Linked DNA regions of Homo sapiens: all the other regions are linked to region 1. Evidence: chromatin loops called from intact Hi-C (ENCODE). Cell type or tissue: PC-3. All regions are shown on one strand. Each heading gives the region's core, and the rest is flanking DNA. Links, peaks and the distances in the headings are about the cores only. Region 1 has its middle 41 kb from the start of BMP3. Region 2 overlaps CFAP299 (cilia and flagella associated protein 299). Region 3 overlaps BMP3 (bone morphogenetic protein 3).

Evidence for each region. Peaks named below come from ENCODE experiments on the same cell type or tissue, not always from the same donor. Only the 100,000 strongest peaks of a DNase experiment are listed, where the experiment ranks them.
Region 2: it touches region 1 in a loop (10-fold over the local background); 11 of 110 quality-filtered maps call a loop at or near these places.
Region 3: a loop joins it to region 1, with 7 times the contacts of the local background. A loop is called at or near these places in 16 of 110 quality-filtered maps.

What each region holds. Positions count from the first base shown.
Region 1 is chr4:80,986,038-80,993,541 of GRCh38, forward strand. No RefSeq gene overlaps it. Among named protein-coding and RNA genes, the nearest start is that of BMP3, 41 kb to the right of the region's middle. In PC-3, for the core only: CTCF peaks have their summits at 4,070 (motif pointing left) and 4,271; a DNase peak (open chromatin) is centred at 4,064; H3K27ac peaks cover 1,311 bases.
Region 2 is chr4:80,615,357-80,622,860 of GRCh38, forward strand. The region is part of intron 3 of CFAP299 (cilia and flagella associated protein 299); the gene reads left to right. Among named protein-coding and RNA genes, the nearest start is that of CFAP299, 280 kb to the left of the region's middle. In PC-3, for the core only: a CTCF peak has its summit at 3,937 (motif pointing right); no DNase peak of the experiment used is centred there.
Region 3 is chr4:81,036,738-81,044,241 of GRCh38, forward strand. The region is part of intron 1 of BMP3 (bone morphogenetic protein 3); the gene reads left to right. Among named protein-coding and RNA genes, the nearest start is that of BMP3, 9.8 kb to the left of the region's middle. In PC-3, for the core only: a CTCF peak has its summit at 3,503 (motif pointing left); no DNase peak of the experiment used is centred there.

The sequences.
Region 1 (7,504 bases), core at 1,509-6,508:
AAAAGACTCATCCCAGGGAAAGCAGTGACTAGGAATTGTAGCCTTGGTTTTTATTCTCCTGAGATTAACCCTTCATATGGGAAAATGGTTGTCAATTATGGCTGCTTGAGTTCAGCAGCCTCAAGGGATACTGCTCTCTCCTTATCCATGTCAACTCAGTGTGCATTCATGACTTCCCTTGGTTGCTCTTAGCCTGGTTGGGAATAAGCCAACTCATTAAACAGACTTGACTAAATACATGTAGACAGCAGTAAAATTGCAGTATTAAAATACTTTACTAAATTCTTGGAGATGGCAAAAAGAAGAAAGAAGGGTGGGAAGTGGAGAAGGAGAAGAGAAAAAAAAAGAAATAACACAAGACCAAATTTGATACATCATATAAAAGAAAATACACTAAACCAAATAATCTTATTTATAAAATGTTGCTTTCTCTTTAGAAGTCCCAGACTCTATCCTAGCCTAGCAATCACCCTGCCTCCACGTAGAGAGAGCCATGTTAATATACACAATCAAAATGACCATTGAAGAGCATTCTAGTCATTCAAAATGTATTGTCAAAGAGTAAGACACATAAACACACATGGACAAATACATCCAGCTTTTATCAATTCAGACTTCTTCTAATTTAAAAACTTATTCATTAGCTAGAAACACTTCGGGACTATTCAGCAGATAAATATGATTAGTGTCTCAGAAACTCAGGAATGTTAAAGATGGCCTAAGCTTTAGAAAAACAAAACAGCTACATGTTTGAGTTTGATGTTCATAACATTATCCATATTACATGTTTAGTCAAAAATATTAGCACATAGAATTAGTTGAATATTTGCATTTTATGATTTTTCTTTGGTCTAAAAACACGCACCTGTTTTCCAGCTTAAGTAAGATTTAACTAGTAGGAAGAGGAAGAAGCCCTTAAAGAATTGTTCTAGGGTTCTATAAAATTCAAGTATTTATTTTTAAAAACTCAATTAAGGAAATTATTTTTCTCCCCAGGGAGACACGTTTTTCCTTCCCTTTTCTTAAATTTAATTACATAATATTTTAATAGATGTCCTAAAACTCAGGAAGTGAAAAATTAGAAAATATGCATAAAAGCTCTTGCAGTATAAATGACCTCAGACACAGATCAAAAACATTAGAGCCATTATTATTATAGAAGAATAGTCGGGGGCTTCCTAATCAAATTAATAAAGAAGAAATAAGCTTTCCACTGCCAAAGAGATTCAGTATTATGAAATAGACTCACTTTCTAATATGAGTACATCATGAGTCATGTTCAATTATGTAAAATTAAAACTCTACCATAAAGAAACAGAGTACAATCAGTGATTATTCAGAAAATTCCAAAATTCAATAATGAGGAATTTATCCTGTCTGTTCATTAAAGGAGTTTAATATACATCACATTCTAATGATGCAAATATTTAGTCAGTCCCAATAAGCAGCTCTTTAAGGATCCAAACATTTTAAATTCACTTTCAAGCCATCCTTCCAGCTTCAAGATTTCATTTTTGTTGTGTTGTCCTATTACTTATTTATTTTTATTCCACTAGCTTTAGCAATACAAGTGGCTTTTGATGACACAGATGAATTGCATAGTGGTGAAGTCCAAGGGTTTAGTGTACCTGTCACCCAAATAGTGTATATTGTACCCAGTAGATAGTATTATATTTCATCCCCTACCCCTCTTCCACTCTCTCCTCTCTGAGTCTCCAATGTCTTACCACTCTGCTTCCTCATAACTTAGCTCCCACTTATAAGTGAGAACATGAAGTATTTGGTTTTCCATTCCTGAGTTACTTCAGGAATAATGGCTTCCAGTTACATCCAAGTTGCTGCAAAAGACATTATTTCATTCTTGTTCATGGTCGAGTAATACTCCATGGTATACTTATATCACATTTTCTTTATCCACTCATTGATTGAGAGGCACTTAGATTGATTCCATGTCTCTGCAGTTGTGAATTGTCCAGCTTCAAGATTTCTTGCCCATAAAATAGGTGTGGGCAAAACTTAGTAGTAACCAAGCAGTCTGAGATATCATACTGTTCCCTATTTATTAATTAATGTGTTCAAAACATATCTAGTGAGCACATATTATGTAACAGGCTCAAAGGTATGAAAAGATAACACAACCTCCATGAGGCTTACTAAATAACAGGGAAAATGACTAAATAGTAATTAAAACATGATGAGTGTAGTAATTGGAGAGATACAATATTCTCTGGAAACACAGGGCAGAAACAATAAATGTATTATGTGATCTATGGATGTGAAAGAGGGCGAGGTGGATACCAGAGTAGTGATCTGAAAATCCGTATGTGACTTTTTCTTCTCCCGACATCCTTCCATTTTTTCTTCTATTTTTCCTGTTTCATATCTTATTCCAAATATCTATCTTTTTTTTTTCTTGTCCCAACCTGCCTAGTATCTGTTGTTATTTTTTTGGTTTGTTTGTTTGTTTTTTTTCTTATCATCTGTAGTTAGATTCAGCATACGACTTCAGCAACAGTTCTCTTTATAGCCAAAACTCATTTAATTCATATCCCTATTCAGTTTCCTAGACCCACACAGATCTTGTGGTGTTAGTACTAAACTTGTCATCAGCAGACTCAGATCAAAATCCTGATATTGCTGAGTAATAATAGCTATGTGGCTGAAGACAAAATGACCCCTCAGAGTCTCAGCATCTTCATCTTCATGATGAACCAACTTTACGAGGATGGTGCATAGAGAAATATAGATAAGGTGGTATATAAATGCAGTTAGGTAAACAAAGGAAAATGTCATCAAAGAAACAAACCAAAATATGTCTACTTGGACTCACTTGAGAGGTATTTTAAGAGATTGCTTTGAAATACATGAAAAGTGATACTGCAATGGCACCCTCTCTGTAATGAATGAAATTGCAGAGTGAAGATACATGGGACAATGTTGTACAGAAGTTTGTTTTGTTTTAATGACTTTTCTTAGTGAAATGTAAGTATGTGAACATGACTGAGTTTAGAAAATGTGTTTCTAAAGAATGCATGTTCAGTATGTGTCCTACTGTTTCCATTTATATAGCTTTTCTTATGATAGAATGAAAGCCTCTTACCATGTGAATCCTGGAGGCTGGTTGGCTGACATTCACATGTGGCCTGGGGAAGCTATCTTAAGCATGGAAACTACTTATTTAATAGTTCAAAATACTCAGACATGGATTTACACTACTTCCAATTATCCATAGTTTTATTTTTATATAACAGCTAGACACTACTGAGCATTCTACACTTCGTTTTTCACAATCTGCAACCAGTGTTCTGAAAAAAACCGAACAAACAAACAAACAAACAAAACTAATAGTTCAAAGACAAAAAAAAAATGTAAGAGCAAATTACCACAGCCCCTTACATTTACAATAGACCTTTGTCCAAGACCTGGAGGGATAACCTAGCCTTTTCTAGTAGTATTTCCAGACAGTGAGTCACCTTTTAGCAGAAACTTTTTAAGAGTGTATTTTAAACTATAAATATTTTTGTATTTTATAAAAGGATCTTGTATACTTTATTTTCTTGACAGCACATTTAAAATTTCCCTTTCTTTAGGCAAGGTAGTCTTCAAGTAAAGGCATTTTAGGGAAGCCTATATCTGCTTCTATTTTGTTTATTGACTGATCCAGTCATTCTTTGAACAAATATTTAACAAATATTTATTGAGGAACTGGTATGTACCAGGTAACCCTTCAAGGGTTATTTTATTTTACCCTCATGGCAATACTGTGAAGTGCATATTATTCCCCATTTTTAGAGTAAAAATACTTGGAGAGAAGGCAAACTACGTAAAATTCTACGTAAAGCATATATAGGTCTATCATTTATGTCTTCGCGTAATTACTTTGTTCATCTAAGCACACTGGGCAATATATGTCAAACCTGATTAGAACAGTGTTTCAATGACACCCCCTTCACTGTGGATAGGTACTTTGAGTCACTGTGTCATGGCTGAGGATGCTCAATCAGATTTCTACATTGTACGACTGCCAATGCTGTTAGAACCAGGAAGAAAGAACAGGAATCAGCTTTTTTATGTCCAGACAGTTTGCCACCTAGTGGTCAAGTTTAGCAAAACTTTCTGGAGTCTATTGTTTGTTAAGACAACTTAACTCTCCTTAGATTGTATTTTTCTTAGCTCTAAACAGGGGACCCAGCTTTGCTTAGCTACTTCCAAAGATTAGGGCAGGGCAGATTTTCATCATAAGTTACTAGACAGAGTTTCTAGGGATGGCAAGAAACGTCTTTGGCTCTCTCTTGAGGAAAGGGCAAAAGTGCATGCCTCAATCAAATGTTGATGCCTTTGGGGCAAGGTATAATGCTCTGTATGCAACAAAACCATGCAGGTACAAACTTCAGAGAGACAATGTAAATAGAAGTAGACAGAATTAGAATTTGAAAGCTTATGGAGTCATGACTTATCTGCCTTTTGTTTCTCTGGCTTTTAAAAGGGATATTGGAAAATATTTTACTTTTTGGCACTCTATTTTTTTTTATTTTAAAATGCAAATTTCAGCATTTCTCACCAAGTGACAAATGTAAAGTGTTTTAGAATTTTCAGAGGAATATTGTTTTCCTAGACACTGTTTACCAAAACAGTTTACCTAGACTACAGTTTACCAAAAATTCTGAAATCGAAGTCTGAAGAAGTAGTAGACTTTAATTAAATGACGAAGCAAGAAGGATACCATTTCTAAGTCTTGTGTAGGTATATGATTTTTTCATTTTCTGCTACAACCAGATTCTGCCACTGAAATATTTATAATATTGAGATTTGGGACCAGGGTGAGATTTTGTTTTAGAGTAGGAATGAACTGAACCACTTATTCTCAGACAAAATGCATGCAGTCAAGAACTCCATGACTATCTGTGAGACAGATGGGAACTCCTGATGCATACCAGGCGACTGTTCTTCAGCAAAGAAAACAAAAACCCAGGTGCAGAATGTATTGCAACAGTGCAGATGGGTCTTCAAGGGTGTTCACTGTTTACAAGAAAGAGGAACAGAGCTCTCATCATTGAGTGACCACTCTTCCTGGGGATCTATTTCCCCCAGCTGGCCTCAAGCAGAATATTCCCCCAAAGGCCCAAGCACCAGCTGTCAATGACCTCTGCCCCTTCAAAGAGAGAGACTGGGTGGCCGCTTTCACCCTGTCAAGATGTGCTAATTACTGGAATGCTGAGAATCAGAGCCTGCATCCTACAATGGTATTTCTATAGCTTGTCCACCTCCTACACATCTTTCTCCTCTTGTTCTTAAATCTTTTAAATATACAACAGCTTACATCAATTTCTCTATAGATTGTTGGCATCTTTTCTATCCAGTTATATGTTCTCAGCTCCCATATTTTATATTTTATATTTTATAAAAGGATCTTGTATACTTTATATTTTGTCAAATTATTTAAAATTTCCCTTTCTTTAGGCAAGGCAATCTTCAATTAAAAATCCCTTCATTTAAGAGCAATTTGGAAAGAGAGAAAAGCCCTCTTGATATCTACTCTATGCCAGAGGCATGTCCATCCATAGACATGGCTTGATCTAATTATCATCATAAACCTAGAAGAGAACATTATTATTCACAGTTGCCAGGTATGGAAACTGAGGCTAAGGGAGGCTGATACTCTTTATATATGACTCTGCAATCCTTCCTCTCCCAATTCGTAGTTTACACTGCCTAATTATTCTTCCTAAAATGTACCTCTGATTATTTCATACTCTAGCATCCTTTTCTTGTCTGGTAAAGGAAGTACAAACTCCTCTGTTGGCCTTTTAAGGTGTAGTCTTTGTCTGCTCTTCCAACTGTGCCTCAAACTTCTCACTGACACAAAGCTTTTCAGCTATATCCCAGGTTTCTGCCCTTTCTCTAGCAATTCGGTCCTCTCTGACCCATCTGTCTTACTCTTTAGTCTTGCCCTTCTCACAGGGATATCTTAGCATATTCCGCAGATCAGCACATAGATCATCTTCCTCACGAAAACTTTCTTCCACCTTTAATATGTGTGAAAACTATTATAATTTTTGCATTGAACTTTTAACTCTTAACACTGTTCATTAAAGATAATATTGAACAATCTAGGCTCACACTGAAAATCATCATCAAAATGCAATATAATAATTATCTTCATGGGACACTGTACTAGACATCATGTAAGAAAAATTCAAGAAAAGTGACGGAACTTCTGAATTCTTCAGAGTAGTGTCAAAAGATAGAGAGAAAAAAAGAACTGAGCCAGATAAAATATCATAAAGTACAGAGATTGTAATATGAAATTGAGTTTCTAAGTAAAATTTTATTGTCATTTGTTTTATTTTATTTAAAAGCATAAAAATCAAAGGTTTTCAGATGCAAATATTCTATAGGGATGGCTGAAGTAAGGAAAATATATACTGCATCCCTACAATTGGCAAAATCCTACTTATTATCTCATTTCATACATAAGCAAAGAGGTAATAAATGTTTAATAACAATCTCTGAAAAGAAAAAAAACCCTGATTTGAAGTCTTTGCCAATTTCTGTAGTGTAAATATTTTCACTACTAATATTTCTATTTAAAGCTACGAATGTGGCATCTCTGATCATGGAGTTAGAAGAGATGTTCACACCTGCCTCTCACACTCTGGTACAACGTCCCTCAAGCACACTTCTATAAAAACTAATTATTTTCCCTATTAAGCAGATTAAGGAAGTGAGAATCAGAGACGTTTTATAACTTGCACAAGATCACACAGTCAATATACAGAAAAGAGGTGATTTTAGTCTGCTATGTAAGATTACAGATTCCACTCTTTTTGGCTAGAGCGCACGCCTGATCTCTATCAGCAAGTTACTGAATTAAGCAAATTGAACATAGACATCCCTCAATACCCTCTTGTTTCTACCAGGAGTAGAGAAACAGAACAACAAGGAATAATCACATAGTGGACAGGGCCTCAATAAAAGACTTCAATGGGGAAGAAATCTCTAGTAGCATAGAGTGTTGATTCTCAGGAACATAAAACAAAAGATGAGCATAAATTGAGCTTTTGCCTTTTCTCATGAGCTTCCTCTATTTACCTAAGCCTCTTACTTTTATAGAAACCCATTACTTTCTGTTGGCTCTTAACCTAGCCACACAATGAATTTCTCCTTATAGTCAGTATTTTTCCTCCCTCTCTCCCTATTTCCTTTCCTTCCTTTTTTCTACATTCGTTTTTTCCTTCTTCCCTTTCCTTTTTTCTTGTTTCTTTCTGCTGATACCATTTTATTGTTGTTCTTTAATTATCAAGGGTCAGAAATACATATACTATTTCCCAATGTTACACACCCAACATAACTCATCCGGAATTGTCAGGAAGGTAGTTAGCTCCAATAGAATATTAAAAAGTGGTCACAGGTCAGGCATGGTGGCTCATGCCTGTAATCCCAGTGTTTTAGGAGCCCAACACCAACACAGGAAGATTGCTTGAGGCCGAGAGTTTGAGACCAG
Region 2 (7,504 bases), core at 1,366-6,365, 370 kb before region 1:
ATGTATTTACTTTTTCTAATATTTGTGTCTATGTATAAGAAATGGGTTGTTGGAAGTCATACTTATTTACAAAGTAAAGCTTTAAAAATATTTTAATACTTTATTGTAGTGTATCTACTTTGGATTAGAAAGCTTACATCATCGATTCACTCTAAGGTAGGCTTGCAGGCATCTTTCTTTCTTTTTTTTTTTCAGAAGCAAGGTCTTGCTTTGTCACCCAGGCTGGAGTTCAGTGGCATGATCATAGCTCACTGCAGCCTCAAACTCCTCCTGGGTTCAAGTGATCCTCCTTTACTCAGCCTTCCAAGTAGCTGGGATCCCAGGTGTGAACCACCATGCCCTGCTTAGGCATACATCTTGATACTTTTAGCAAGATAGTTAAGAAGTAATTTATAAATTACTTCTAAATAGGATCCTTCCCTATTTCATTCAGCAACCTCTGCAAGCCCTTTCAGAGAAATTGAGGCACTTCTATTAAAAGTAACCACATTATTGATTGTGGCCCAAGAGTGAAATGGGCTTCTGGCCCTCAATACCTCCTTCAAAGTATTATACCTTGCAGGGGCAGTCACTCTCACCTCCGTTCATTCCTTCAGCTTTTAGGAATAGGTAATTGACCCTACTTTCCTATATTAATACTCAGTTACTAACTCACTCTAAGAAAACAGAACTCTCTCCTCTCAACTGGTCAATATAACCTCAGATGTCTGAGCATTAACTTCACCTAAAAATTTAACAAATATTACATTTAATTGTATCACAGGCTGTTTCCATGTAAGTTTTTGCTTCTGTCTTCCCAACTCAACTGTAAAGTTTCACCTGTGTATCTATGGTGCCTAGGACTGGAAGCAGGCCCATGTGACTCTTCCTTGTGATCCCAGGCCTTCTGTTTGCTCCAAAATATGCAAAATAGATAATTTTTGAAGCTGAACTTATTGGCTGTGTATGCTAATACTTCATATAAAAGACTTCAAAAGAACTATAAAGTTTTGTATATACATATAAACTTTTATATACACGCGTGTACTTTTATATGTGTAATTTTTATACATATAAGTATATATTATGTATTATAAATATGCATATATACATAAATAATACCCCCAAACTGAAAGGGCTGTAGAGATCATCTAGTCCCAACTTTATTTTACAGATGAAAAAAAACAAACTGAGTGAGGAAAAGTGACTTTCCCAAGTTCCCAATGCAAGTTAGTAGCTAAGTTGGGGCAGCCAGGACTCCTGACACTCAGACAATGCTCGTCTCACTTCATTACGTGCTTTCCTGGGGGGCCCTAAGCATGTATATTTAGATTAACCCTCATTATACTTCTCGGAGCTGTATGATGTACTGATGGTCCCAACATACTAGCCAGATAAAAGATGCAAATATTTTCTTGAACAAGTATACACAATCCTAATGAGAAATGAGCAGAAAATAGAACATCTATATAGGGGTATAATTAGACATGCATATGTACACATACATATGTACATTTTATACATAATATATTTATTTTAAGAATTCTAAATATTGAATGTTTAATAAATTAACAATGTTAGCAAAGATGCTGAGATGAATTGCTAATGGAAGAATACCTCAACATAACATTTTTGAGAAGTTATCTATCTCTATACAACTAAAATGAATATAACTATAGATCCAGCAATTCCAACTCTTAAAACTATCTACGGAAATAGGATTTTAAAGATATATGAATGAGAGTACTAGACCACTATTTATAGTGTGAAAAAAGAAAAAGAAAATGAAGAAAAGACAGGTGGTTCATCATTAAAGGAATGGTAATTTAAAAAAGTAATGAAATTGTGAATATTAGATAGGCCCTTGGAGATGTAACAGGAGATTAGTTCTGAATGGGAAAATTTGGGAGTGTTTCTATTTTAGTGGCCATGTTGTTGCTAAGAAACATGTCATATTTACCTGGAGTTGCTCAAAATTGTGTTAGATGTTATCATTAATTGAAAAAGAGCCTGGCTTACCTTGAGCTTGACCACCAGCCCCAGCTTCCTGACTGTGAGATGCCCCTATACCCTGCCATCAACTTAGCTTTTTGTTCTTTGCAGAGCAAGAGAATGAATGACTTGCTATGAACTCACCAAATGATCAGTCTGGTTCATGGTACAACCTTGTCCACTTCCCTAGGATCATTTCAGATGGATCAAGAGGTCTGTAGTCTAGAGGGGAATGTTCTTCTCAAATCCTATTATTAACACTTCACAATAGAAAAAAAATTACTTCAAATTACTTCCATTAAGGGTGGCAGACATAAATTCCCACTTAATGTTAAAAGGCATTCCTACATAAAAGTGCCCATCATAATGATAACCAAAACTATGGAAATGAATCCATTTAATAGGGAAGGGCATAGATGAAAGAACTAAGGGATAACCAATGTGCCTTAAAGCATATTGAAACTAGAGGGTAAGCATTTTGATATGTTTTTTCTTGTGTGGTCAAAACATTAACAGAGGAAGGAGCCATTTGAAATTGTCTCACTGCATTTCCTGGCCCACCTGAGTAATTACAATTTAAAGATCTGCCCAAAGGAATTAAAAATACGTAGGGTCATGTTTTCTTACTTTCAGAATGGAATATATAGTCATTAACTTAAATTAAGAAGGAAAAGAAACTAACCATCAAAATTGGAGGAATAAAAGAAAAATTTGTGATGTATGGTCATTTGCATACCGCATAGGTTGTCCTATGCATGTTGCAAAGAGGAAAGATCGGGATGAAGGGGTAATAATGAAACCCTGATAGCATATGAAGTATCTCATGGTCATGGTTGAAAGTCAAGTCTGGAAGGAATAAACTTTACTCTTTCAGGTGTTCAAAGAAAAAAATTAAAGGTAGAGCAAAGCATACTTCTTAGAATTAAGAGGTAAGAGATACAGTATAAAGGCAAACTGTTTTATAGAAAAAAAGTTGTTATCTACAATGTGTAAAAATTTTCTCTCATGAGCATGTGAGTAAGGAGAGTAAACAGTTTTTCTCAAACAATGAATACTACTGAAGGACAACCAGCCAAGTATGTACTTTGATAATAATGCAATATACTCCTTTCAAGTTTATCAGGTATTCTTATAATCAAAAGTGTGTCATAGATCCAAAATTTTGGTGATCTCTACTGTATTAGGAAAAAAATGAAGGGATATATAGAAATAATTTAGAGGTAAAGTAATATGAAGTAAACATCAATGGATTCTTAGAAGACAACATGGAAACATACGTAAAAATCATATAAAAGTTATGTAAAAGTAGTTGAGGCAGAGGGGAGTTCTCTCTGAAGGATCTTGCAGCCTAATTAGCCACATGAACTCCAATTATTTCCATGACTTTTATTGCTACTAAACTAAAAGATACATTACATTAATTCCTTCCCAGTCCAATTGAGGATAAGTTGGCTAATAACAAGTGGATTTTTACTTAGTGTAATAAGGGTAAGTATAATATAATAATATCATAAATAAAATAAACTACTAATCGTGGGAGCTGAAAAGAAATGCTTTCCAATAATAGAAATAAAATAAAAACTTTGTTTAAAGTACATATGAAAACCGTGCTAAAATTATTCATTAAAAAATAGAGGAGTATGACACCTGTATGTGTAATATTTATTACTTAAGGGATCTTTGGCTTTCCATTACTTTTTGAAGTCATTCAGAAATTAGAGACAATTTTAAGCAGTTGAATATTTTATTTTGTTAGATGGTAATTATTCTGTCTGAACATGTGAAAATGCAAACAAAATATAAAAATAATTACTTCTCACAGCATTAAAACACAGCTAGAAACAGTTTACTCCCAAAGTAAGCATTCAGGAAAGATTACCACTTTTAAATTCAAACTTTATTCTGATTTATTTGGAATGTCATGTATCAAAACTATTTGAACCAAAATGCCACAAGGTGGCAGTGGCCTGTCCAAGGTGCAGTCATAGAGCACTGAAGGACCTTCTCTTCAGCGTTGACATTCTATTTCCTTCTTATGCTTTTTTAAATAATTAATCTTTCTGATTGTGCCACATGAAATTTTCTGAATATACTTAGTGTTGAAGAACTTTAGTGACCCATTTCCACAACCTTTATTATTCTCTTCACTACTGAAAGAAGAAACCAATAAGAGCAGAAAACATAAATTTATTATATGTTGTGTTCAGCCACCTAACTAGATGGCTTACATATTATATATCTAGAATATAGTTAAATATTCTTTAGATATTCAATACTGTTGAAGGGCTGAATACAGAATACAGTGTTTGCTGTCATCTCCAAACACAGTGCAGTCAATGACTAGGTATTTACTAAGCAGTTACAACTCTCTTGTGATTTCCAGGCACCTATACTGGCTGTGACAGCTTATTTCATTTACCTGTTTAAAATATGCTTTCACACATATATTTTATTAATAGACATATAATATATTGTGTCTAATAAAGTGATCATGTATTATCTCTTAATTATAATGAGATAAACTGGGATTGAGAGAATTTGTCACAGTGGATTTTGACTGTTTATTTTCCCCTGTGAAAATGATGAAATAATCTTCAAAATTATCATTTTCCAATTTCTATAGAAACATATTGTTATATTAATGAAAAATACCATCAATAATCATAAGCATTGAGAGACTAAAATGATGTAGAATTGTGGAAACAATTTTTAAATATATGATATAAAGCACAAGGCATTATTTTGTCTTTGTTCTTGTTCTTAGACTGAATGCTAAATATTTTCATGAGTTAAATGTATGGAAAGTGATGTGAAAATAATCCATCCATCAGCACACACTTGATTCAATACCTGCATGCAGAGCACAGTGGTCAAGTCTGTGCAGTGGATTTATAGACACAACAATCTTCAGGGTTTCAGGGTTGCATGTATGTCACTACCCTTGCTTGTTGGTATATTAAGAGAAGTAATACCATTATACCATGTATAACTTTTTATGGGTAGCAAATCAGTGAGTGAATCACTCCAGAGAAGAATGAAAAGAGCAATTTGCTGACAAGGGAATGACCATGGAGTTGCCAGACATGGCATAGTGATGAAGAAGTTGTTGCTCTACTTTTAGGGATAGCAGACATGTTCATATAACAGTTTTGAAAAGAATTTAACACATCTTATATTTATATTTTGGATTTTCTGTTTGCTTTACAATTGGGTGAACTTAAACTATGTTTCAGTTGCTTTAGGATGATGGCTTGATTCCTGATGCCATACTGATAAATCCAGATCAGTCTCTGTATTCTTTTCATCATTCTCATCCCTTGATTTAATTAGTTCTTTGAAGCCATCTTCAATCAACTTTACATTACTGACTATCTCTCCTGCCTCTTTTGTCTGCTTAAATTTGTTCCCTACAGAAAGTCAACAGAACACTGGCTTTTGAGTAAAGCAGATCTGGGTTCAAATTCTGGCATCTCTGTCTGGCCATGACATTTTTGGCAATTTAACCTCTATAAGACTGTTGTATACAATGAGAGAAATAATGTGTGCCTTTTGAAGTTGGTTTATGATGAAAACTAAATAACATAAGTATATAGAGTGTCTCACAGACAGTGATTATCAAAACAATTGAAGCTGTTATTTCTGTGGTTGCTACTTCCAAGTTCCGCACTTACCTAACAGCCTATCTTTTTTTTTATCATTAACCAAGTAACCTTTATTAAAGCACTGACACCCTATCATTAATAGATTCCCAGTGGATATTTTCAGTAGAATGCTTCCTTCCTTTAACTATTGCCTTAAATATTTAGTATATAACAAAAAATAGAATTTTGGGGGGATTCAGTTATAGGCAAGGGGCTACATTCAACTTTAAGATGATTTGAATGTTGGCACCTGAAGATAACTTCTTTCCTTTTCCCAATGGGTAGGCTTGGACTGCTGAACATGTCAAGTAGTTCTATTAGGATAGTTTATGAATGATTAAGTATCAGATTTAAAGAAATTGTTTTTGGATAAACCAAGTAAAACTCTCTACCAATAGTTACAGACAAAGTTATTGTCTCCCTCAAATATTTTCATACCTAAAATAAATATTTTGTTATTTTTCACTCTTTTTCATATGACAGTTTCTAATCTCTCATCCCATTCTTTGCACACTCTTCTGACACAATATCATTTGTTGATTTAATAAATGAATTCTTACAGCTAGTTTGGAAGAGGGATATTGTACTGGATTTGAAGCTGGATTATCACAAATATGGAGTGAGTATTTCTGTATGCCAAGCACTATTCCAGATATTGAAAATCCTGGGATAAATGAGACAAAGACTCTAGAAGGTCTTATAGTTATATTAATTATTTGTTTATAAAAATAATTATAAAAGTAATATGATATAGTAAATGCTTCAACAAGTAATTATTACAGCATGATTAAATGCTTCAAATGAGCTGTGAGTCAAATGCTGTGGCATTCAGAAAGAAAGATATTTGTCCTGGGTCTTAAAAGCAGTAAGAATTTTCCAGGTCTTAAAAGAAATAAGAATTTGTGGGATGGTGGGGTGAGGACTGCTAAGGGGAGCATATGGAGGAGAAAACAAACTATTGTGGGTAGAGGAGCCAGTTAGAAGAAAAACCAGTAGTGATAGAGTGATGCATTGTGTTGGGAAAGTTTTGGCTGACAGAGAAGGCACTTAAGTGTCAGTTAAACAAGTTGAGATTATAGTTGGGGTCAGATCATACAGACTGTCAATCCCAAACATAGGAAGTCAGGCTCTGTCCTATAAGCACAGGGAAATATTGGACTCTTTAATGCAAAAATAAGCCATTATTTTATTTTTGAATAATAATTTTTCTGATCATGAGAGAGGAAAAACATAATAGGAGACTAATTGGGAGAGCTTGCAATAGTCCAGGTAAGAGGATGTGAGATGAATGAAGTGAAGGGCGATTGCACTGAACATAAATGCAACAGTCTAGAGTTGATCTGACCAATGCAGAGACATTTTATTTTATTGGTTAAATCAACACAGAGTGATTTTAACAGCACTATAACACTACTATCTGGACTGGGTCATCCCCAGCTGAGTTAGATCCACAGAATATTGATTAGCATTCTGTTTCAAAACTCAGTACATTCTGGTGAAATATTGTTTTCTTCATTTTGTTGATTTGCCTATTTCTATAGGCATCTTTTCTAAAACCATCTTGTTTCATAATATAATAACTTGACTGGCCTTTATAATTTTTTATTGTCAATATGTTTCTAATAATAACTTTGCATTTCTCACTCAGATAGCAAAATGGGTTTATATTTAAAGTACCATGTCTACATCAAATAATATCAGTGAAAGATTAAAAAATTAAGAAAACCTATAAGATTTATCTGGGCTCAAAAGCAAGATCAATATTTTATAGGCCAGAAATGCCAGGTTGTGAGTGGGTCTACAGCTGCAGTCCACTAGGAAGCAACTGCTGACTCACATCATCTAAAAAAACTCCATGCAATACTTGAAACTAGAGATAATGGGCTTACTGC
Region 3 (7,504 bases), core at 895-5,894, 50 kb after region 1:
ATGAAATGTAACCCAAAAAGCTTTCATATATGGAATATATGTAACAGCCAATAAAATTACTAGTTTATCTACATGTTAGCAGTGGTTGTGTCTTAGCATGATGGCATATACAGCAGTACTCCTGGATAACACACATTTTAAGGGATGATACTTTAAAGGCATGAATTCCTCTTTGTTTATCTAAAACATCAGCATGTAGATCATAGAATCAAATGACCACGGTGGTTTTATTGACTCTTTCAATGATCTATATTTCTTTAAAAGCCATCTTTTCATGGCTATAGAACCATGGTAAATGCAGTACCTTGATTGTATTTGGGCATACCATGAATATGTGTGTGTGCAAAATGATCTCACTTTATTACTAGCTTCAGTTAGTTCTTTTTACTTTACTAAGGTACTGTTAAATATCTCTTTTATAAAATAATTACATTCAATAAATTTAAAAATATAAGGTTGTTTGTTCAGCCCCCTCATTTTACAGTTAAACCAACTGTCCAACATACTATTATTTGCTTTTCCTTCAAAAACCTTTCTCTTTAGTTGCATGAAATTAATTTAAAGATGAATTAAGGGTAATTGCTGTACTTGGTGTTAAGTGAAATGGTTTTCAAGTAGAGAAAAGATTATTAGTGTTTTGTTTTTTCTATTACCTAAAGCTAAGTGTTAGGTGATCTAACTTCCATGGTTGGCTGAACCGCTAAGAAGTAAAGTCATCTAATATTGCTATTCTCAGTTTCTTCATCTATCAAATGGGTTAAGTTATACCTCCTGTGCCTGTCTCACAGAAAGATGGTGAAACTCAATTGACAAAGTGAATGCAAAGATGCTTTAAAAGTTTTGAAGTCCTATATAAATTAGGTATTCTAACATTCTTAATATTTTGAGATTATTTCCCTCTGGCTTTCCACAAAGCATTAAACATATCTCAAATGTTGATAATATGTACTTGTCTGTAGCACAGATGATGATGTAAAAATAGTTAGTAATCATCTGTGCAATCTATGATATCCCAAACCTATATTCAACAAATGTACTATTTTCTGTCCTGACCATGGTGGCTGAGGGGTGTAGGGTTATGCTTTTTTAGAGAGATTTCTTGAAGTTAATTGTTCTCAAAGTATAGTTCGTGGACTAGCTGCATCAGTATTACTTAGAACCTTGTTAGAAATTCTCTAGCCCATACTAGACCCGCGGAATCAAACTCTGGTGACGGAGCTCAGAAATATGTGTTTTAAAAAGCCATCTACAAGATTCTGATCCATATTTGAGAAACACTGCTCTAAGCTTCTGTCCCTAGAGTTTTGAGTATTTTATATCAAAACCAGCCTCTTAAAATCTAGAATTGATTATCATGTTATTCCTGATCTCATCTGGCCCTTTTAGTGGGCCTATCCATAAACAAATGGTTTATTGACTTATATAATGGTAAGCTTTTTAAAATATATACCTTAGAAGGTATATTACTGCCTTTATGATGGTTTTGCCATAAAGAAGTCTTCAAAATAAGTTAATCAAGACTGCTTACCCTTCACTCATAGCTGCAGAGAGTTTATGATATAATAAATTTGCTAGAAGAAAAATATGGTATGAGCAGGGGCCTACAAAGCAAGTCCCTGGAGGACATGGAGTCTATCTCAATTCATCTTTGTGTTCTGAGGACCTAGCACAGTTTGCCATGTAGTTGACACTCACTAAATACTTCAGTTGAGTTGAGTTACATATTCAGGAGAAAAGATGAGATAGTTCAAAAGCTATCAGCCAGGCAAATATCCTTTAAAAATAAACTTGCCTTGAAGGAATTTCTTATGGGGCATTTTACCATTTATATATTAAATGGCAATACTATTCTACTTCATATACAATGATTATAATAATTCTTTTCTAATGAACTGAAAGGAAATATCATATGGTATTTATACCCAAGAAGGGCTCTTGCTGATTTTGGGAACTTGAAATTACTTGAAAGTTTTTATGCTTTGGTGTTAAGTAGGAAACACTTTTAAATCTGTTAAGTTTAGAGAGTTGTTCATTCAACACACCTAACAAATACCTTTTGGGACTTAAGTGCTCCAGGCTGTGTGAAGTACTAGGAATTCAAAGATCTATAGAACATAGGTCTGCCCTCTCAGCACTCACAGTCTAGGAATGCCTTTGGGCAGAGGCTAAGAGTAGATAAACTGATTAATGAACATTTTACTATTCTAGAAAAACATACATCATATCATCTTTGGCTGTTTTTACTTTGGACATAGAGAATGGTTGTTTTGAGGTCCCATAAAGCACAGTCATTTGACTGGGACTATGAAGGAGAAACACAATTCTATGACTTTGTGTTCTTTGTAGAATTCTTCCTTTTGCCTGTGCCTGAAAGTTAAAGGCAGCACAGGGATGCTGCAATCTTGACTAAGTAATCTGCAGCAAATATTCAGCCAGTGACTGAGGGTGGATGTGTCCCTGTCCTAGGCACCCCTGGCATTTCTAGCAGCTGTATTTTGTTTGAAGAAAGAAGTTGGGGCAGCGGGAGGTGGTTGTTCTTTGTCACATATTTTCTGTATGACTAAAATGTTTTCCCTGCTTCCTGGGGATTTAGCTAATCATCAAGATTTCATTTAGTCTATTTGTTTTAAAATCAGACTTTACATAGAAAGCTTTCCATTGTATGTTCTAATTCCCCTTGCAAACGTTCTGTGTGGGCCAGCACAAAGGTGAACTTCCCCTTACCACTCCCTGGACACAGCCTCAGCTACTCCTGGAGAGGCACTGAAGTGTTGCAATAGCATGGCTGGCCTTAAGTCCCGAAGTCAGAACCCGACTTCCTGAAATGAGTCCTTGGTTTCATCAGGTTCAAGTGCTTTGTTTTTAGATAAAAACAGAAATAAATCTTCTACCTTTATATAATAATCAAACTCCTTTTAAAACGCCTATCTGACTTTCTCTCCAAAGTCAATTGCTAGCTAGCTTGCTAACTCCTAGGGTCCTTCATGTTTGCATTTCTCTAATGAGTAGGTTGAACTAAATTTGCTCATGCATATAAAAAAAGCTTTAGGGTCAAGCCCTGTGTTGGAGGCTGAAGAGTCTGATATAATTTAGAGCCTTGTCTTTAAGGAACTTATGGCCTTAAGAAGGAGCAAAGGTGTAATGAAAATGGTAATAGAGGCAGGATCCTAGCCAAGGAAATGGGTTGTCATGACAAGCTTGCATCCAGGAATGGTATCTCTGCCTTGCCTTAAAAAACAAATCTGGATTATCAAGGAGAAAAATCGTGGGTAGAGACATTGCAGAGAGAAGCAGCAACAGGTGCAAAGTCCCAACAAGTGTGTAAAAGAGAGTATAGCTTGTTCAGAAACTCACCTGACTTCCAACCTCCTTTTCAATTCTCAGGTGTTAAAACTCTAGAAAATTCAAAATATAAGATTATAATGCTAATGGTAAACCCTAACTAGGCTGCAATAAATACATTCCCATGTGCCAGTGCCAGCAAACAGTAAGAAAATAGCACCACCTATTGGTAGTCACATTTTGGCATCAAAATATTTCTTTGGGGAAAGCTAGAAAACAAAGCCGGTTATAGTTACTTGCAAGGGATGAGACGTTCTCTCGTTCACTTTCACACTCTACTCTACCATAAAAACATCCTCCTGTAATAGTCTTGACTTACCTCCAGTTGCCCCAGTCCCACAGATGGATCTCACTAAGTAAAACAGTTTGAAAGTCATGACTTATATTGGCTTGGATTTGGCCTCCATTTAACTATCACCGTTAGACTGCATTCTCATCTTTGACACTGGAAAGAAAAACCCTGATCTCTCCACAGTCCCTTAAATATTGGAAAATAATTCTCATATCATTGCTAAACTTTTTTTTCTCCCTCCAGGCAATGTTTTCTTATTTATTCAACTCAAATCTATGAGATAGTTTCCAGACCCCTCAACATCTGGGTTACTTTCCAAGTTGCTCTCTTCTGCATTAATAAACTGGTTACAATGAGAGCACCCAAAATGAGGCATGCAATTCCAGATATATTTAGATGATCAGTGTAGCATACAATTAATATTTTCTAGTACCGAATACTATCCACAGCCTAAAAACGCATAAGTATTTTTTGTAACCTGAAAAAATCCACCCTTTTTTTTATCATTATTATATCGGTTTGCTCTTATTAATCAGGAAGTACACTTCAGGTTTTTGATTCAATCATTCCCAATAGATAAGTATCTGAATATTTCAGAAGACTAGAAAAGGTGAATATTAAGGTATTTTTTATTTACTGATATTCAAACGTAGATATTTGTGTGCATAGATAAAGCTGTGCTACAACTCATGGGGAAGAGAGAGACAATGCAAATCTTCTGTTCATAAGTATGGAAAGTTACTCACCTTACAAGTTAATATAAAATCTAAAAAGTAAAAGAGCATGAAAGTAATTGAGTAGATATTATCATGCACTGCTATTTGCAGGAAGCCGTTTACCTCACTCTTATTTACTTCTCTATATACATTCACTTGACCCCATGCTGCTCGCTTATTACAATTTTTTTCATCCATTGTAAATGCTCAGCAACTATTTGTTAAGTTGCTTTGGAGAGAAGATCATTAACTTACACAAAAATAAAGTGTTTTAGAATCAGAGAAGGCAAAAATAAAGTATGGGTTAGAAAAGTCAAAGTCAATGAATGCTTTGTGAAATGGCTGATAATTCTAGCTTATTGTTTTGCTTCTTGGTTTTTTTTAAACCCAGGAGGGAGAGGACCTAGAACAGGCAGAGATCCCTAGCCTAGGTGGAAATAACAAGAGCAAACACATCAAGTGTTGGGCATAACATAATGCCTTTGGTTAGCCTTCAGATTGGCCATTCCTTGCTCAACTTGGATGACTTAGACATTCACTAGAACTTCAATTCTATAGAACTACTAGAACTTCAATAACTAAGTTAATTGTAAGTATTTTTATATTTTCTATTTAAAACATTGGCAACATTTCTTTTGCAAAAGCTTCCAGACATACAGCATTGCATACTGCTAGAATGTGTTCCTTCCATCCCCTCACCAAGATTTCTTTCTTCCTTCATCTTTAAAAGTCTGGTCCAAAGATTACTTCCTACCTGTGTGTTTCTTTGCCTCTACCTGGGTAAAGTTAATGGCTCCCAATTCTGCTCCAAGCATAGCTAACACCTTCGGCAGCTTGTATTATCATCATGGCATAGTCTTTTTTTTTTCCTTTCCATTTTGACTACAAAACTAGTGATTATTCTAGACCACAACCATCCAATAGAGATATAAGGGGAGCCACAAATGTTAGTCACATATGTAATTTAAAAATTTTAGTAGCCACATTTCAAAGTGTGAAAAGCAACAAGTGAGATTAATTTTAATAATATATTTAATGCAATATAGTTCAATAAAGTCACTTTAACACACACTGGCTTAATATAAAATGTATTGCTACGATATCTTATATTCATTTTCTTACCAAGTCTTCAAAATTCAGTATGTATTTTATACTTACAGCACATCTCAATTTGAATGTAAGTGGCTACATACTATCATACTGGAAACCACAGTTCTAGTTAGCTAACATTTATTGAATACTTTCTGTGTGCTTTATGTGCCTTCTCTCAATTAATCCTCGCAACAACTCTATAGTTGCTACTACTAGACCCACTTTATAGATAAGCACACCAAAACTTAAAGAGCTTAGGTTATTTGTCTGAGGGCTGCTATTGGTTGTAGTGAAATTGCAACTGGACCAACAGGCTTTGACTTCATAAGAAAGCACTGGTTTAAAATGAGAGCCATTGGAAGAGGCAGTAAGACAGATTCTGAGACTTTTACAAAACGATGTTGTAGATTAGACACAGAGGTAGAGGCTAATTAACAGCAGGTCACAAGGTGACTAGAAGGAAACATGTTTGAAAGAAGAAAATATTTTGAAGCAAAATGTGGGGCAAAGGGCAGGATTGGTTTACCCATTAAGTTACTGCCACTCATATCCCTTGGAGATCATTTATTCCCTGCCAGCATGTTTGTTTGGCAACCATTGGATTGCCACATACCTAGAACAGAGTGGCTTCTCTTCCTTCCACTTTAAACTTCTAGCTACTACACGAAATTTGGGTAAAAGTATATGCTCCGGTGACTGGTATGAATTAAGGCTCAAGTCTCTGAACAGTCCTGATGCCATGGCTTTGTTATAAAGGTCTGTAAAATATTATCCTGGTGTCATGGATTATACAAATGTGCACCAATGGCAGTTTCCTCCTTTTCCTTCACACAGTGTTAAAAATGAATAGAATATGTTTCCCATTGCACTTCCCTTGTGCTTGGGGACTCAATGAACTCATTTTAAGTTTCCACATCTTTATAAAAATGTTTTGTTTTTACTGAAACATGTTTTTGATCAAGAACATAATTTCACGATTGCGTGTGTGTTTCTGAAACAAATATGTATATGAAACAAGTGCATGGAGAAGGGCTTAGGCTCTGGTGACTGATCCCAGGATGGGAGATTCCAGAGTTCTAACCTCAGTCCTGTGGATCTCGGTTTATGAGCTAAAGGAGAGGAATCAAATTCTGCACCTATTAATAAATCTCTCATTCTCTTCTTCTCTCTCATTTCTGGATTTGAAGAATTGGAAGTATGGGTGAACAATTTTAATCATTTTTGTTGCACTATATAGAAAGTTAACTCTTAAATTTATGGAATGTCATAAACTTCAAACAAGCTCCACAACAGCATTCTTTTTTTTTCTTTTTTGACATTTTTGCAGTATGCCTTATTTTTTCAGATGTATTATTTGAATATTGAGATGCGTTGGATCCTGCTTACCCAATGCTTATCAAGCATACTACAATTTTTTTTTTTTTTTGAGACAGCGTCTCACTCTGTTGCCCAGGCTGGTGTGCAGTAGTGTCATCTCGGCTCACTGCAACCTCCACCTCCCAGACTCAAGCGATTCTCCTGCCTCAGCCTCCCGAGTAGCTGGGATTACAGGTGTGTGCCACTACCGCCTTGCTAATTTTTGTATTTTTAGTAGAGACAGGGTTTCACTATGGTGGCCAGGCTGGTCTTGAACTCCTGACCTCAAATGATCCACCTGCCTTGGCCTCCCAAAGTGCTGGCATAACAGTCATGAGCCACTGCACCTGGCCTCATCCTACATTTTTTGAAGTAGGTAGAAGAAGATGTAATCCCTGTAAGACTGTTAATACCAGAACTAATAACAATAATAATTGATATTTAAGAAACACTTCACAGACACTTTATGGACTGCTTTATACATGTCTCATTTAATTCTGATGACATGGGAGGTAGATATTGTCTCATTTTGTGAATGAGAATATTAGCTTGTATAATGTTGTGAAGTTGGTAAGTGGCTGAGCGAGTACTCGAATCAAGGTGAGTGTAATTCCAAACCCTGTGTTTGTAGCCCGTAGGCTATACGTGCCTCAGATAAAAAGCTATTACAATACATTGCCAAATTTGTAGGAATAAGTCTTGACAA